Linked DNA regions of Homo sapiens: region 2 is linked to region 1. Evidence: chromatin contacts called from ENCODE Hi-C or POLR2A ChIA-PET data. All regions are on one chromosome and are shown on one strand. The core of a region is the stretch at or near the end of the contact, and the rest is flanking DNA. Distances in the headings are between cores, read along the strand shown. Region 1 overlaps LINC00578 (long intergenic non-protein coding RNA 578). Region 2 overlaps LINC00578 (long intergenic non-protein coding RNA 578).

Evidence for each region. Hi-C counts contacts between places; a loop is a spot of excess contacts on that map. ChIA-PET counts read pairs that join two places held with the same protein, here RNA polymerase II (POLR2A). Pooled maps may share reads with other maps.
Region 2: a loop to region 1 is called in a map of PC-9, with 6 times the contacts of the local background. The contact joins two enhancer-like sites. A Hi-C loop is called at or near these places in 2 of 168 maps with a recorded cell type or tissue (CD14-positive monocyte and PC-9), 1 of 37 single-sample maps with no recorded cell type and 4 of 50 pooled maps. POLR2A ChIA-PET finds 5 or more read pairs at or near these places in 4 of 52 experiments (CD8-positive, alpha-beta memory T cell, MCF 10A, OCI-LY7 and 1 more).

Annotation. Positions count from the first base shown.
Region 1 is chr3:177,613,895-177,616,594 of GRCh38, forward strand. All of the region lies in intron 2 of LINC00578 (long intergenic non-protein coding RNA 578), which reads left to right. Among named protein-coding and RNA genes, the nearest start is that of LINC00578, 170 kb to the left of the region's middle. Within about 2 kb of position 1,302, at least 9 of the 41 ENCODE cell types and tissues checked have a DNase peak (open chromatin) inside an H3K27ac peak, as active enhancers do; they include CD14-positive monocyte and PC-9, where a contact is called at or near this core.
Region 2 is chr3:177,448,371-177,451,070 of GRCh38, forward strand. The region is part of intron 1 of LINC00578 (long intergenic non-protein coding RNA 578); the gene reads left to right. Among named protein-coding and RNA genes, the nearest start is that of LINC00578, 7.8 kb to the left of the region's middle. Within about 2 kb of position 1,446, at least 14 of the 41 ENCODE cell types and tissues checked have a DNase peak (open chromatin) inside an H3K27ac peak, as active enhancers do; they include CD14-positive monocyte and PC-9, where a contact is called at or near this core.

The DNA of each region.
Region 1 (2,700 bases), core at 52-2,551:
GGGGTTTAGTCAATGTTGGATTTTCAGCACTGTTCCCAGGAGGTGTCAGGAGCAGGAGGATTCAGAATCATTTTGCCATAGTGGTAGCCTTCAAGGAGTTTATAGTAATGTTAAATAGAAGATTAATGTTAAAAGAGAAACTTTAGCAGATTAAACCTTTAAAGAGTTTATTTGGGCAGACAGCAATTCATGAATTGGACAGCTCTAGACTGGAAGTGGTTCAGGGCTTCAGCAGAGGTGGTTGATGGAAAAGCTTTTACAGGGTGAATGAGAAAGCAGAGCAAAGAAATTATTTGATTGGTTGAAGTTTGGAAAATTGCCCTATTTGGACTATCTTGGTGGGAAGTTCAAGACAATAATCAATGCCCAGTTGGCTATGTGATTGGTTGAGCTTAAGTTTCATTTCTTTTAAATTAGCCTCTTGCATGAAATGAGGCTGAGCTAGGTTTTAGTTTCCTTAGGTAGGAACCCAGGGTTCCTGTCTAATGGCTTCTCATTTTATTATTTCAATGTTAACTTGCATAAATATATAGCAGATAGTACACAACAAATAATTGCTGAAGTTTGTGATACATCTTATGAAAATGTAGGTAGAAAATAAGGTGCCCAGTGAATGCTGGGCCAGACTTAGATTTCAGTCTATAACTTGAGAGAGACCTTCCCATTGAAGATGGCAGCCCTAAGTGGTTGTTTATATGGACAATGTACTCTGTGCTTTAGTTTGCTCCTCTTTCAATTGAGGGGTTCAATTAAGGGATCCCCTTAATTTCCATGGCCATATGATTCAGAAGTGTCAACAATGGAATAATCTACTATGTATATAGTTTGTAGAAAATAGTTAGAATGCACATATTTTTTCATCTTTTTTTTCCCAACCTGCCTAGGTGAAAATCTAACTTGGACATACTTCTTTATAGCAACATCTCTATAGATACAAATGACAATTTAGATCCAATTTATCACTTACTCATGTTAACTAATGTTCACTCCAGTCAGCTATATTGAAAATATTAAAATAATTAAACAAATTTCTGGGAGTTTGTGATAATGGGATTTGACTGGTTCTTCCTTTGGTATTTTCTGTGATGTTTCTCCTTCATTTTATTGCCAAAGTCAGAGGGATTGTTATAGTATAGGCCTGAAGCCTGCTTTCAGGATCTGTGCAGAACCAACCAACCAAGAGAGCCTTTTATTTTGTCCCCCAGTTGACCTCCTTCCAGATATGCTGAGTCCATTTCCCTGAAATGACTGAGCGGGGAGAGGTAACTGCAGCTGTGTTTGGATACCTTCTTTCTCTCCCTTGGCTCCAGCCCAGGGAAACGCACACACTCTTTCACAATCACACAAACCACTTCATTATCATATTTTTGAGGATGTTGGCCAGGGGAAAGGGCAGACCAGTCAGTAGGCTGGAAAGTTAGAAATGTGTGTGTTTATTTTTCCCTCCCCTCTCCACTGTGCTATTGGAACTGGTATAGAAAGGGAATAGTCATTCACAGTTGCCCCTTTTCAGGAGGGTGAAGTTCAGAGGAAGAAATGTTTGCATAGACATTTGATAATCATAATAAAAAGACCATTAGAAGCTCATTGATTAAACAGTTACTGCAGATTTCAACTACAACTTAGAACTGTTTTTTTTGTTTTTGTTTTTGTTTTTTTTTTTTTTTTAGACAAGGTCTCTCTCTGTTTCCTAAACTGAGTGCAGTGGCATGATCATGGCTCATTGCAGCCTCAACCTCCTGGCCTCTTGGGCTCAAGCAATCCTCCTACCTCAGCTTCCCGAGTAGCTGGAAGCACAAGCATGTGCTACCATGCCTGGCTAATTTTTTAATTTTTTGTAGAGATGGGAGTCTCCCTATGTTGCCCAGGCTGGTCTTGAACTACTGGGCTCAAATGATCCTTCTGCCTCGGTCTCCCAAAATGTTGGGATTTATAGGCATGAGCCACTGCACCTCACTAGATACTTAGGTACTTTGGAAAGAGGAGCCCAGATGGGCAAATGTATTAAGGGTTTGTCATTTATGATTGGCACTAGAGCTGTATCACATAGTGTGGAAGAAAATTAAATTAATTCTCTCCCTGTAAATGTGCTTTGTAAAATTTTAATGTGCTATGTAAATAAGTTGGTAATGTTTTCAATGCATAAAGCTGTAGCTTAGATTCAATGAATGTTTATTTTTAACTTATGAAGTGAGATTGTAGCTCATTTTATGAAAGAGGCTAACAAACCTTTGGATGTATAAATTCTGATATATCTATTGAACAAGGTATATGTTTTATTCAATGATCCGATATTGGTGACCTACTATGTGAAAATTACTTGAATAATGATAGTGAATACTTTTATGATACTATGGTTTACATGCTGTTCTTACATGGCATTAATTTATTTTGCCTCTATGAATACTATCGGTTATCACCTCCTGCAGATGAGGAAACAAAGGTATGGTTGTCTTTGACTTGGTTTTAGCGATGGAATTATAGGTTTCAAAAAATAGCATGGGAGTGCAGAGGGAAATCTAGGAGGCAGGATCTGAGTTGTGAACATTAGGAAGTTGCTAGACAAATGCTACGGTTTGAACGTGTCCCCCAAAAGTTCATGTGTTGGAAATGTAATCTCAATGCAACAGTCTTGGAAGGTGGGGCCTCACAGGAGGTAATTAGGTCAGGAGGGCTCTATCCTCATGAATGGCTTAATAT
Region 2 (2,700 bases), core at 196-2,695, 170 kb before region 1:
CAGGGCAGAGCTTCTTTCCCCTGGCTATGAGTTGAGAATGGTAATAGGTAGATGAGTCTGCATAATAAAAAATATGGGGCACGTGGAGAGGAAAAAAAGGAATGAGTCTTCCTAAGAGTGAGTATGAGAAATAAGATTTTCCTACAAACCCAACACTGTTATAAAAAGAACAAAAGTCAACCCAGTAAACATCTTATTACCTTAATGAACACTAATTTGATACTTGTGGAAATGCGCTTCAGATTGAGCTGTAGTGTACCGTGAGCCTCTTCAAGAGAACTATTCAAGAGAACTGTGCCGTTTTTGAGGCATTTTTATAGTAAAGCTGGGTTAATTGTGCATCATTTTTATTCATTTCTTTCTACTTGGCAACACCCAACTAAGATAATTTGAGTTAGTGGATGCAGGATATTGAGAACTTCTGAAGCTAGTTTTCTTTAAACTACTAAAAAAATTTATATTCACATAGTTTGGGGTCCTTCTGTCAAAAATGGACAGAGCCTAAAGCGTATTACTTTAACACACTACGTGTACAAGCAAAGCTACAAACACCTATGGAGTAAAGCTGGTCAACTGGGCTGAGGCCAGTCCATTTTTCAAGCTTTTATAAAGATTACTTCAGGTGACAATTTTTACTGAAAACTTGTTTTGTTTTGGTTAACAGTAGTGATAGATTTGTAGATAAACTGAAATTCAAATGCTTATTCATGCTTCAATAAAACCCCTTGATAGGTTACGAGTTTCTTCTTGAGAATAGATTTCCTTACTGTGAACTACTGAGTATTTCCTGTTTTAGGTCAGATTGTAACTACCGCGAAATGATCTATTAGAAAAATTTGGGTCCTTCTAGTGCCAGAGGAAAGAAATGCACAATTAAATACACTCAGATACAAAAAGCAACTGAAAGACAAAGGAGAAGAGAATAGAGAAGAGCCTTATGGTCCTGACATTTTATTTTTGAAGTGTAAGAAAATGACATTTGAGATTTTAATGTGGTTTTGTCTGAGCTCAATCTAAGATTTTACTTATTTCTACGTAACACGTCATCATTAGTTTCAGCTGACCTCATTGCCACATGCATAGCTGAGGGCTTGTGGAAAGAAATCACAGGGATTTCCAGAAAAGGTGACCTCACCACAGAAGCACAGGAGCAAGGAGACCGAGGAAGGCTTCAGGGCTGAGAAGTGAAGTTAATGGGATGAATTCCTGTAGAAAGCTGCAATGTGCTGTAAACAGGGCCAGACTTGCAGTGGCACCCAAGCAATGAACAAAGGCAAATGGGTTGGGAGACTGTGGTTGAGCCCTTTCCTCAGGCAAATCTCCTTTCTCAAGGCCTCAGTTTCCTTTTGACTCAATGTGGCAGTTGGACATAGCTGGATGTCTAAGTTTTCTTTCTCAATGCTGTGGTTCTGGGTGACCAGGTCAAGAGCAGACTCTATTTCTGTTACGCAAGATCAGAGCTCAGGGCCCTGCACCGTCACCTGCTGTGGCTATGAACCCTGTGTCTGCAAAGAAAAGAGATGGGTGGGGAAATTGCATAACTATGAGCAAAATTGCAGGTCAGGTCTCACCCCTGTTCAGGAAATGGAAGGGTTTCCTTTTATCTTCTTGCATAATGGTATTAGCTAAAGATGAATTTATTATAAATAATAAAACAGTCAACATCTATTGAGTGGTTATGATGGGCCAAGTGTGACACTAAGGATTTTTCATGCACTGTCTCATTTACTTCTCACAATAACCCTTTGAAGGAAGTGCTAGCATCATTCTCATTTTTATATACAGATAAAATTGGAGGCCCAGAGACAGAGAATAACCAGCCTCAGTTTCCTAGACCAATAATGGCAGAACTTGTATTCAGACCCAGTTTGACTGCAGAGCCTGGGCTATTTATTGATTTATTTTGAAGTAAGGGTTGCACTCTGTCACTGAGGTTGGAGTGCAGTGGCACCATCATGGCTCAGTGCAGCCCTGACCTCCTGGGCTCAAATGATCGTCCAGTCTCAACCTCCCATGTAGCTGGGGCCACAGACATGTGCCACCAAGCCAGGCTAATTTTTGTATTTTTTGTAGAGATGGGGTTTCGCTATGTTGCTTGGTCTCAAACTCCTGGTTTCAAGCGATCCTCCTGCCTTGGCCTCCCAAAGTGCCGAGATTACAGGTGTGAGCCACTGCGCCTGGCCTGTACCATCTTTTAAAGTCTCATGGCCCAACAGGATGCAAGTTAAATACATATTGATACAATCACCTGGTGCAATTTTATTTTTGGAAAAACAACGGATGCTTACAGGCAAATAGAAATGTTCACTGGGGTCAGGCATGGTGGCTCACGCCTGTAATGCCAGCACTTTGGGAGGCCGAGGCAGATGGATCACCCGAGGTCAGGAGTTTGAGACCAGCCTGGCCAACACGGTGAAACCCCATCTCTACCAAAAATACAAAAATTAGCCAGGAATGGTGGTGCGTGCCTGTAATCCCAGCTTCTCGGGAGGCTGAGGCAGGAGAATTGCTTGAACCTGGGAGGCGGAGGTTGCAGTGAGCCAAGATCACACCATTGCATTCCAGCCTGGGTGACAGAGCAAAACTCCATCTCAAAAAACAAAACAAAACAAAAACAAAACAAAACAAAACAAGAAATATTCATCGGATGGCAGGATTATGGGTGGTAACTCTTTTTTCTCTTCCTTGGTGTTCCGTTAA